Regions from separate parts of the Homo sapiens genome. Here all the other regions are linked to region 1. The links are chromatin contacts, found by Hi-C or POLR2A ChIA-PET in ENCODE. All regions are on one chromosome and are shown on one strand. The core of a region is the stretch at or near the end of the contact, and the rest is flanking DNA. Distances in the headings are between cores, read along the strand shown. Region 1 has its middle 25 kb from the start of PITRM1. Region 2 has its middle 120 kb from the start of LINC00702. Region 3 overlaps LOC105376360 (a long non-coding RNA gene).

Evidence for each region. A loop is a pair of places that touch in the nucleus more often than their neighbours do. ChIA-PET counts read pairs that join two places held with the same protein, here RNA polymerase II (POLR2A). Pooled maps may share reads with other maps.
Region 2: a pooled map shows a loop between it and region 1 (4-fold over the local background). The contact joins two enhancer-like sites. A Hi-C loop is called at or near these places in 1 of 37 single-sample maps with no recorded cell type and 10 of 50 pooled maps. POLR2A ChIA-PET finds 5 or more read pairs at or near these places in 1 of 52 experiments (endothelial cell of umbilical vein).
Region 3: a pooled map shows a loop between it and region 1 (5-fold over the local background). The contact joins two enhancer-like sites. A Hi-C loop is called at or near these places in 9 of 50 pooled maps. POLR2A ChIA-PET finds 5 or more read pairs at or near these places in 5 of 52 experiments (MCF 10A, PC-3, activated CD4-positive, alpha-beta T cell and 1 more).

What each region holds. Positions count from the first base shown.
Region 1 is chr10:3,195,852-3,199,743 of GRCh38, forward strand. No RefSeq gene overlaps it. Among named protein-coding and RNA genes, the nearest start is that of PITRM1, 25 kb to the left of the region's middle. Within about 2 kb of position 1,686, at least 7 of the 41 ENCODE cell types and tissues checked have a DNase peak (open chromatin) inside an H3K27ac peak, as active enhancers do; they include PC-3, where a contact is called at or near this core.
Region 2 is chr10:4,126,564-4,130,455 of GRCh38, forward strand. No RefSeq gene overlaps it. Among named protein-coding and RNA genes, the nearest start is that of LINC00702, 120 kb to the right of the region's middle. RefSeq lists an enhancer at 1,222-1,861 and a silencer at 1,600-1,800. Within about 2 kb of position 1,613, at least 7 of the 41 ENCODE cell types and tissues checked have a DNase peak (open chromatin) inside an H3K27ac peak, as active enhancers do.
Region 3 is chr10:3,738,588-3,742,479 of GRCh38, forward strand. The region is part of intron 1 of LOC105376360 (a long non-coding RNA gene); the gene reads left to right. Among named protein-coding and RNA genes, the nearest start is that of KLF6, 45 kb to the right of the region's middle. RefSeq lists enhancers at 983-2,182, 3,756-3,892. Within about 2 kb of position 1,969, at least 6 of the 41 ENCODE cell types and tissues checked have a DNase peak (open chromatin) inside an H3K27ac peak, as active enhancers do; they include PC-3, where a contact is called at or near this core.

The DNA.
Region 1 (3,892 bases), core at 436-2,935:
TTCCTGACTGTGAATTGCTGTGTGGCCACGCTTGGGTGTGTCTCTCTCCATTCTCTGTTGCTCGTGGCAGCTGTCGCTTTGGAGTCATGATTCCAGTTGGAACTGAGAAGCAAATACTGCCCACCTGGCCATGGACACTGGCTGCCCGTTCAGAAGCTGTCCAGCCACCAGCAGCTGCCCTCTGAACGACTGCCTTCTAGAATGTCTAGTTTGCCAAACATCAATTTGTTAAAATTACAGGTTTATTGTTTCTTTGAAACCAACTTACCCCACATCAGGCCACAAACTGAATATGTAATTCCAGGGTACTGAGCCTGGCTGGTGTTGACGCTGCTTCACTTTCTTGTTTTCTTTTTTCTTTTCTTTTTCTTTTTCTTTTTTTTTTTTTTGAGATGGAGTCTCACTCTGTCACCCAGGCTGGAGTGCAGTGGCACGATCTCAGCTCACTGCAGCCTCTGCCTCCCAGGGTTCAAGCAATTCTCATGCCTCAGCCTCCCAAGTAGCTGGGACTACAGGCGCCCGCCACCACATTCGGCCAAGTTTTGTATTTTTAGCAGAGATGGGGTTTCACCATGTTGGCCAGGGTGGTCTTGAACTCCTGACCTCAGGTGATCCGCCCATCTCGGTCTCCCAAAGTGCTGGGATTACTGGTGTGAACCACTGCGCCCGGCCAACATTTCACTTTCTAAAGCCACATTTTTAAGGTACGCAGCCCACGCTTCATGCCGGGCCTGGGAGGGGGTTCCTGGTTGTAAACCTGTCTCTGACCTCCCAGCTGGCTCAGAGATGTCCCCAACCCAGAGTCCAGAGGACAGCCCACTTTGGGGAGGAAGCTCGCTTGGGGTCCTGGGTGTAAAGCCAGCCAAAGCAACACCACATTTCTGGCCTTGGCTGGAAAAGGGCAGCTGAGAGCATCACCCCTGTCTGCCGGCCACGGTCTTCTCTCTCCTCTCAGAAACGGGTCTTGGATCTCTTCAGATCGTGTGTCCATCAGGCTAGACTGGGAACCAGTTTTCAGTTGTAGCCTTTCTAAAGAGGCGTCACTATTGTTTCTGTTTCTATTTCAGCTTTCTATCACGTTCCCTCAGTCCAGGGAGACCTGGGCATGGAATTCCCATCTCAGCTCGGCCTCTGCCGTGGTCTGCAACTTGCTGGCGGTCTCCCAAGAGTCATCCCAGCAAACGTGGGGGCTCTTTTGTCCTGTTATGTGAATGGCCACCACGGGGAACATTCCCGCCCACTGGGGCCTGTGGGGGCTGTGTTCACCCCGGGGTGGGGAGGGGGGTCTGGCCCTGCAGGTGGGTCCTCAGGCCCCAGGCAGGGGTGTCCTTGGATGAGCTGTCCTGCTGGGGGGCCATGCAGAGCTGCCGAGGAGAAGGAACAGGCAATGAGGCCGAGGCCAGGGGCGTCCCCTCGCTTCCTTCCAAGGCTTCCTTCCGGGACCTCTCATCTTGGAGGCTGCTTTTTCTTTTGGTTCATTTCATCTGGATTTTACCAAGGAGAAAAATGCACTGGGGGAAGCAAGGAGTTACAGGCCGAGGGCTGAGTGGTTTGCTTTAGTCCTGCACACCCCAGACACCCCGGCCGCTTTCCCAGCAGTCCAGGAATTAATTCCAGGAATGCTCTGCGTCCCAGCCTCCTGCAGCGGGACTCTCTGTCCGCTGCTTCCAGCCGAAGGCCACCGGAGGGCAGCAGAGGCCTGGCTGAACCGGGCCGGGCGCTGCCGAGACTCTGGGAACGTCTCCCACTCAGTCTCCCTCGTTCTACAGCTGGTAGCAGGCAGGTGCTGCTGGTTCCTTCCATCAGGAGGGAGTGACCGCTGACCATTGCGTTACCACATGGAGCAGCGAAAGGAGACGTCCCCATCAGGTCTTCCAGCAACGGCAGCTCAGAATTTTCACTGGGATCTCTCAAAAATGCATTCATTTAAGGGATAGCTGTCTGTTTGTGGATTTCTTAGGGTTGAGTCATTACACGAGGCTTATCAGGGACAGGGATCAGTGCTTCGGTGTCACTGGTGAAAAGAAGCTCATAAAACAACTTTCGGGATTAGCTCATTCGCCAGTGATTGCGACTGTGGCAAACCACACTGCCCCCAGCACGGCGGGTGTCAATTATGTGACACAGACTCTAAAACGAGGTGATGTTAAAGAGGCTTCATAAAATTGTCTTGTATACAACTCCCAGAATATTACTTAGGAATATAGTTCCACTGAGTGCAAATGCAGTCAATATTTATTTGAAAATGTGAAAATCTAGCCAATTGGATATATGCAGGTGATTGAGATAATTCAAACTTTAATGTCTTTTTGAATATTGCATTCTCTTGTTTATTCTTTGGCATTTAAACCAGTCTGAAGCTCAGCTGATTCTCATGATTTAGGATTGGAATGCCCAGTGTTTCAGGTGAATCGTGTTTAGGGCTAATTTGGGCTCTGAGAAGGGCCCATTCGTTACTTAAGAAGTGCTTGGTTGTCTTAGCCAGCTCGGGCCGTGACAAAATACCGAAGACTGAGTGACTTCAGCAGCAAACAGGGATTCCTCACAGTTCTGGAGACTGAAGTCTAAGGTCAAGGCACCGGCAGATTCACTTGCTGATGAGGGCCTTTTCCTGGTTGAGAGAGGGCACCTTCTCACTGTATCCTCACATGGGGGTGGGGGAGAGAGAGAGAGGAGAGACAGAGAGAGGAGAGGGAGAGAGAGAGAGCTCTGCCCCCTTCCTCTTCTTTTTACAGCGCTGGTCCCATCGTGGGGCCCCAAGTCATAGCTTCATCCAACCCTCATTGTCTCCCCAAGTTCCTGCCTCTAAATACTGCCATATGAGGGGCTTGGGCTTTGACATGAATTTTTGGGGTGAACACAAGCATTCAATGCATGCCCAAGGGGACACTGGTGGTCATGTGATGGCCGAATTGTGTCTCCCAGGAAATCCTACATGGAAGCCCCAACCCCTGGGACCTCAGATTATGACTGTATTTGGAGATAGGGTCTTTAAAGAGGTAATTAATGTAAAATGAGGCCATCAGGGTAGTCTCTAAACCACAGGGTTGATGTCCTGATAAGAGGAGGAGATTCGGATGCAGGTGCACACAGAGGGACGACCCTGTGAGGACACAGGGAGAAGACGCCGTCTGCAAGCCATGGAGAGGACTCAGGATGAACTGGCCCTGCCCACACCATCATCTCAGACTTGCAGCCTCTAGGACTGTGAGAAATACCTTGCTGGGAGTTAAACCCCCAGTCTGTGGTGCTTTGTGGCGACAGCCCTCGTGCACAGAGACACCAGGCTGGGGAAGCGTGGCTCAGCCTTGAAGAAGCAGCAGAGAGATCACACAGATGGAGACAGATGTGGGGAAGGGATCCAGCCACTGGCCTCAGCTTTTCTGCACCCCCTTAGCTCCTGCTGACCTGGAGGTCTCTCCCAGCCTGGGTTTAGTTTTAGTAGAAATCGGGGCAGCTTTCTCACACATTCAGGCAGAACAAACACAGAACAGACGGTCACGTGCACGGATGTCATGGGGCAAACTGAAGCACAAACACACACGGGCCTCACCTGCCCAGCGCAGCCCCAGGGTCCCCAGTCTGGTTAGGGTCCCTGGCTGGTTAGGGTCCCTAGCTGCTTAGGGTCTCCTCCACTGTCAGGGCAGGTGAGGCCCATTTGTGTGTCTGGGCCGGGACCAGAGTGAGAATTCAGGTTGTGGTGTCAGCAGGCGAACAGGGAGGTGAGGAGGGCAGCTTGCAGGGACCAGCAGGTAAGGCAGAAGAGGAACTTCAGACACAGAGAAGTAAATGAGGAAGCAAATCGCAGCACACAGAGGCATCTGCGGGGCTCGTTTCTGGAAGGCTGAGGATGGAGGAGTATGTGTGTGGTCTCAACCATGCGTCAGGAAAC
Region 2 (3,892 bases), core at 363-2,862, 930 kb after region 1:
CTCCTGTGATTAGTTTTGATTAGAGGTAACATTTTATTTTTAAAAAGGGAGATTAACCTGGGTGGATCTGACCTAATCAAGTTGTAACCAACCAGTGGGTTTACCTCGCCTGCTGCCTAGACAGAGCCAATTTCTCAAGACAGGGGAGTTGCAATAGAGAAAGAGTAATTTATGCAGAGCCAGCTGTGCTGGAGGCAGGATTTTTATTATCACTCCAATCAGTCTTCCTGAGAATTCAGGGATCAGAATTTTTAAGGACAACTTAGTGGGTAAGGGGAAGCCAGGGATCCTGGAGTACTGATTGGTCTGAGAGGGAATCATAGGGAGTCGGAGCTGTCTTCTTGTGCTGAGTCAGTTCCCAGGTGGGGGCCACAAGATCAGATGAGCCAGTTTATTGAGCTGGCGGTGGCAGCTGATCCATCAAGTGCAGGGGCTGCAAAATATCTCAAGCGCTGATCTTAGGAGCAGCGTAGAGAGGGTTAGAATCTTGTAGCCTCCAGCTGCCTGACTCCTAAATCATGATTTCCAATCTCGTGTGTAATTTCTTAGTTCTACAAAGGCAGTCTAGTCCCCAGGCAAGAAGGTGGTTTGTTTTGGGAAAGGGCTGTTAATAGTTTTTGTTTTGAACTATAAACTATAAACTGGCCAGGCATGGTGGCTCACACCTGTAATCCCAGCATTTTGGGAGGCTGAGGTGGGCAGATCACTTGAGGTCAGGAGTTCAAGACTAGCCTGGTCAACATGGTAAAACCCCATCTCTACTAAAAATACAAAAATTAACTGGGGCCAGGTGGTGGGTCCTGGCTACTCAGGAGGCTGAGGCAGGAGAATCGCTTGAACCCGGGAAGTGGAGGTTGCAATGAGCCAAGATGGAGCCACTGCACTCCAGCCTGGGCAACAGAGCAAGACTCTGTCTGGAAAAACCAACCAACCAACCAACAAACAACAAAAAAACCACTATAAACCAAGTTCCTCCCAAAGTTACTTCAGCCTACACCCAGGAAGGAACACGGACAGCTTAGAGGTTAAAAGCAAGATGGAGTCAGTTAGGTTAGATCTCTTTCACTGTCTCAGTCATAATTTTGCAAAGGCCATTTCAAAGTGACCACTAAAAGGAACTGGGATTGCAGGGTGCAGAGATTCAAACACAGTGCTGGGACCACTCTCTTCTGGATTTGACTCATGCGTGAGAGGAATAAACCTATACATTTTACTTAGCCACCTGCTTTTCGGAATTTGTGGGCAAGCTAGATTTTACCGAATGCAGACTAACCTGCTCCAACTCAAACAAAGAACCAGCTTTTAAAATTGTGGTTTATTATATAGGTTGTAATGTTTTGTCTTCTAGAATCTGCAGACACAAACAACCCATACGCTTCATTCCACAATTCACAGACCGTGGTCATTAGCAAAAAAGGTCAGAGGGAAAATTCATGGGCCTTATCAGAAAATTATTAGCCTGATAGATCAATGCTGTGTTTGAAGTATTCTAATGTAATCAACTGCCTCTGCAAAGTGAACAAAAGGAGGCCATTATGCAAATAAGAACCATTCATTTCAGAGGAAGGAGCTTTGGTTTCCTGGTACAGAGTCAACAAAATGAGGAAGCTGCGAAAGCCCTGGCTCATGTAGTTAACCTTGGGTCACTGTACCCTCCAGCCTCAGCACAGTTAATCCATGAATACTTGCAGTCAACAGCCTCTAAAGGTCACCAGACTCTGAAGTCCAGTTACTATTTGTTACCAAGTTTACAATTCAGAATTTATAGGAAATAAATATGTAGCCTGCATCACTAATGTGCCAAGCTTTGGGACAGGTTTCTTTCTAATTAGATCTCTGAAGGATTTTCCTGAAGGAGTCCCTCATGCTCTTGATTTCATCAACAGGCACTGTGCGGAAGCCCCTCCACCATGATGGTTTTGCTCAAGAAACCTTCATCTTGCAAAAGACAAAATGACAACAAATTCCGTTCCAAGATGCCAATTGGCTTTATTGACATCCTAGAATCAGGCAGCACTATATTCTCTAAAATGGAATATGTGTTCCAATGAACTGAACACAGGAGATTGGCTTTACAGATAGAAAAAGGGCTGAAGAAAGAGAAACAAAGAATAAAAAGTGTATTGGGTGCTTCCAAGTTACTTTCCTTGTAAGCCACTGTGTCAGAGGCATTTGAACCACAGCGACTCCATCTTGAGTGAGGACTAGGAAAACGAGGCTGGGACTTGCTGAGCTGCATTTCCAGAAAGTCAGGCATCCTTAGCTTCTAGATGTTTATTAAGCAGACCCAGACTCGGGAGTGTCTAGATATCCCGATATCTGGAGAACAAAGGCATTCCTAATTTTGCTTTAAAGATAATAATATCGATTCTTGCAAAATATAGTAATTGAGAAAATTAATCCTTTATCACAAACCCTTGTAGCAGAGCTTATCTCTTCATGATCTTTTTTATCCTACATATACAAGTATTGTACCTAGGGTGGACACATTCCTCCTCTTACTTTCGGGTCTGTCCTACTCTGTCTGTGGAGTAGCCGTATTTTCACCACTTTACTTTCTTAATAAACTTGCTTTTACTTTGCACTGCAGACTCACCCTGAATTCTTCCTTACGCGAAATCCAAGAACCCTCTCTTGGGGTCTGGATCAGAATCGCTTTCCTGTAACAACTGGGGCCAGAAAGAAGAAACAATAGAAAAACTGATGAGTTCACATGATGTGACTTCAGATTAAGGATTTAAACACAGGGAACTTCATTATCCTGCCCATTGAAGACTAAACCTGTCCTGTTCAGGAAGTTAGGCTATCTCTCTCCTGGTTCCTCAGAGGGCAGAGAACTGCTCAGTTTGGGTTTGGGTTTGGTAAGCCTGGGTGACCCCACTATGATTTGTCTGGTCTGTTGCGATCGCAGGAGTTTAGTCCAAAATAATGGCCTCAAATTTTGTTGAACAATCTATACGGAAAGCAATATCCACCTCTGAACATTTCACAAAACACATCAGTGTAAAGTGTTGAGAAATCTTTTTAACTTAAAAAAAAAACAAACAAAATCTCAAGATTTCACAATGTTTTTTGATTCTGACATCTCTCCCTCTCCCACCTCCATCCCCTTCACTCAAGGTGCACCTATCAATAGCTTGAAAAACACAAGTGTGGGATAGGCTGTTTTGGATCATAAAGTTCTGCTCAAAGGGTGAATCCATTAGCCACAAGTCACTGGAGCTACTGTCTGCAATGACAAATTTGTTTCCACTAATTGAGAAGCCAGTAAAGGCATCAACTACAGATGTAAAATTTTCTTCATGTACAAGAAGGGGGAAAAAACAGTAACTCCACTGTGGCACTACCACTTTGCACTTGCTATTTATGGGATGGTTTTCTTCACAAGGAAAAAAAAAAGTACAAGTGGGAGCATTGGCAACTGTTAATTACAATGAGATAATGATCATTCGATAAGGAAAGAAATGGATTATGAGTCAAAAAATAAATATTGTGGAATCTGCGTGTAACACAATGTTTATTTTGGCACTTTGACTCTCCCACTAAATGATCTACGGGCAAAATTCAGTTGCAGACCTGCGATCGGGGGCTCCATGCCCCTATGACTTGTGCTGTCTAGATGGTGAGAGACGCTGAGAAGCGACCGCAGGAATCCCATCCTAGAGTGGTGGCCTCCTCTAGAGTGGTGAGACCTGTGACTGACTTATTCTAACCAATGCAGCGGCAGGGATGGCAGGTCCTTGTCTTGATAGAACAGCTGCTTCTGTGGCAGGGATGTGGTACAGCTGCCACAATATCATCATGTCTGTGATATGAGAGATCGAAATAGACACCCCTATATCGACAAACATGGACCCTAAGCTAAAGGGAACGGAGTTACCTATGTCTCAAA
Region 3 (3,892 bases), core at 719-3,218, 540 kb after region 1:
GTGTTAAAGAATAAAAATTCTTACATATGCAAGGAAGAATCAGAATGTGTATAACAAAAAAGCAATAGTCTTCATGTGTGATTATGAATTGTGAGATGTTTATTTTCTTCTTGTTCTCATCCACACTGTCTAATTTCTCTGTAAGAATGTTGATTACTTTCTAAGAAAACATAGTTTAATTGGCACCTTGGGGTTGTGGTGAAACAGGCATCCTGATGCCAGTATAATTGGCTACAGCCTTTCTTAAAAACAATTTTCAAATTCCTTTCACTATCCTTAAAAGATGACAGTGTTTTACATAGTGATTCCATTCCTGTTGATCTATCTTAAGGATATAATCAGAATATTGACTCAAGACTGTTGTTTTTCCAGAATTCTTTCAAATTGAAAAAAAAAATTTAAAAAGAAAAGAATATCTAAATAAATAAAGTATATCAATATAATGAACTATTGTGCAATCATTAGAATGATTTCTAAGTGTTTTTTACATAGTAACTTGTTATTGAACATTTAGTTTGAGTCATACGTTATATCAAAAGTTTCACCATGCATGAGTTCATTTGATTCTCTCAACAAACCTGTGAATTAATATTGTGACCATGATTAGTCACATGAGAAAACTGAGGATAAGAGAAAACTATAAGACTCTTATGTGACAAAATGTCTAAACAGAGTAACTATTTGAATCCAGCCCCTATGGATTTTGCTACTACTATCTGGAAATGATAAAGCAAAATCAGACACTACCAGTGATTTAATGCTAAGAGGAAAAAAAGTCATCACCTAAATTGTATCCTATTAAAATAGACATATAGGCATAGGAAGAAATAGAGCAAAACATTCATAGACACAATATGGGCATGGCAAGTTTTCAAATAATTTTTATTTTTTTAAAATTTTGTTCCTTTCTGTGTTTCTCAAATGTACTACAATGCACATGTATTATAAGAAGAAAAAAATAGACCGGGCACGGTGGCTCATGCCTGTAATCCCAGCACTTTGGGAGGCCGAGGTGGGCAGATCACGAGGTCAGGAGATGGAGACCATCCTGGCTAACACGGTGAAACCCTGCCTCTACTAAAAATACAAAAAATTAGCCGGGCGTGGCGGCGGATGCCTGTAGTCCCAGCTCCTCGGGAGGCTGAGGCAGGAGAATGGAGTGAACCCGGGAGGCAGAGCTTGCAGTGAGCCTAGATCGTGCCACTGCACTCCAACCTGGGTGACAGAGCAAGACTCCATCTCAAAGAAAAAAAAAAAAAAAGAAGAAGAAAAAAATAAGGTAGCTGTAAGTAACCAAAAAAATACATTTTCAAACGGGGGTTATTCTCATGTTTGGCATGTGTCATATAAACACTAAACAGTGCTAGAATAATGGGTAACTTGACTTTATACACACTGTGCTTTATCATAATTCTGCAGAAAATGATACAAAATATATCACTTGACTTAGAATATGAAGGTCAATATATTTTGTAATTAGGTATTTGACAAATGCTTTCCTGTAAGAGCTCCTCGCTTTATAAATATGGACTCACTGATATCGATGATAAAATAAATATCAAAGTTTGTCATCCACAGGGGAAGGATGTTGAGATAAGATTTTCGTTTCACCCTTTACCCACTCATATGGTATGAGAGGAACCCCAGCAGAGCAGGAAGTTCAGGTAACATTACTCAGCATTACTCAGTCTCTTCTGAGCTGTTTCTTTCTCACTTGCTGTCTTACATCCTTCAGATATTACTTTTTACAAGACTTCAAACACTAATAAAATGATACACATTAGTAAAAGAGAAAAATCCATTATATAACCCTTCAGAATAGACTAAAGGAGCAGAGTCCATAAAAGCTGAATCATCCCATTGTGTAGGTCCCTACCAAAAACACTTGACTTATCAGCTGAGCCAGGAAACCTCATCTTCAGTACACATGAGATATCAGTAGCTGTTTCACAGGTTGGTCATCAAGGGAGGCATTTAGGTAAAGATTCGCATTCTGACTTTATCACTCACTAACTGGAGAATTGCAGCAAGTTACTCAAGCCCTTAATACCTCTGTTTTCTCAGTATTAGGAATGCAGAGTAATGTCTATTACATAGGGCAGTTGTGAAATTTGGGCAAGAGAGTGTGTGTTAAATCCAGAGGCTGACACATAATTAAGTATTCAACTCAGTCAGCGAATGTGTTTACTAAGTGCCAAGTCACCCACTGAAATCAAACCTGTCCGTGGTGCCACAGATACAGCTGTAAGAATGCAGCCAAAACCCTGTCCTCCGCCAGCTCATATTTTAGTGATCCTTATTGTACAGGTCTTGAATTTGACCAATCAGCAGACATAGTGGTTTTTGTTATAATAAAATCTAGATTAAACATATTTATTGGATAATTTTTAAATCTTCAGAAAAAGATTCACAAAATAATATTTTATATTGCAATGTATATTTTTACTTGATTGGTAAAATTAAGATCTTTAATCCACTTTTCTTTCTTTTTTTTTTTTTTTTGAGATGGAGTCTCACTCTGTTGCCCCAGGTGCCCCAGGCTGGACTGCAGTGGCACGACCTCGGCTCACTGCAAGCTCCACCTCCCCGGTTCAGGTCATTCTCCTGCCTCAGCCTCCCGAGTAGCTGGGACTATAGGCACCCAACAACACACCTAGCTAATTTTTTGTATTTTTAGTAGAAACAGGGTTTCCCCGTGTCAGTCAGGTTGGTCTCGATCTCCTGACCTTGCGATCTGCCCACGTCGGCCTCCCAAAGTGCTGGGATTACAGGTGTGAGCCACTGTGCCCGGCTAATCCACTTTTCAGAAAGACTTTTTTGATAGTTAATTTTATGTCAACTTGACTGGGCAAAGGGATGCCCAGATAGCTGGTAAAAGTCCATTCCCAGGTGTGTTTTTGGAAGAGATTTGCATTTCATTTGACTTGATGGGATTGATTTTTGAATTGGTGAATGGAGGTAAAGAAGACCCACCCTCGCCAATGTGGGCATAATCCAGTTCTTTTGTAACCTCCCAGCGGGTTCACCTTGTTCGCTGCTTAGACAGAACCGATTTATCAAGACAGGGGAAATGCAATGGAGAAAGAGTAGTTCACACAGAGCCAGCTGTGTGGAAGCTGGAGTTTTATTATTACTCAAATCAGTCTCCCCGAACATTTGGAGATCAGAGTTTTTGAAGATAATTTGGTGGGTGGGGAGGGGCAGTGAGTTGGGGAGTGCTGATTGGTTGGGTTGGAGATGAAATCATGGAGCATCACTGTCTTCTTGGGCTGAGTTAGCTCCTGGGTGGGGGTCACAAGATCAGATGGGCCAGTTTATCCATCTGTGTGGTGCCAGCTGCTTCATCAAGTGCAGGGTCTACAAAACATCTCAAGCACGGATTTTAGAAGCAGTTTAAAGAGGTTCAGAATCTCGTAGCCTCCAGCTGCATGACTCCTAAACCGTAATTACTAATCTTGTGGCTAATGTTAGTAGCCTAGTTCCCAGGCAAGAAGGAGGTTTGTTTTGGGAAAGGGCTGTTATTGTCTTTGTTTTAAACTGTAAACTATGAACTAAGTTTCTCCCAAAGTTAGTTCAGCCTATGACAAGAATGAACAAGGACAGCTTGGAGGTTAGAGGCAAGATGAAATTGGTTAAGTTGGATCTTTTTCACTGTCTCAGTCATAATTTTGCAAAGGCAGTTTCACTTTCAGAGCCCAAACAGTACAAAAAATGTAGCGGAAGGGTGAATTTTCTTTCTGTGTTGTAGCCAGGACATCCATCTTCTCCTGCCCTCACGTTGGGAGCTTCTGGTTCTTAGGTCTTCAGATTTGAACTTGGGACTTGGGACTGAGCCACACCACCAGCATTCCTGGCTCTGCAGCTTGCAGACAGCAGATTGTGAGACTTCTAG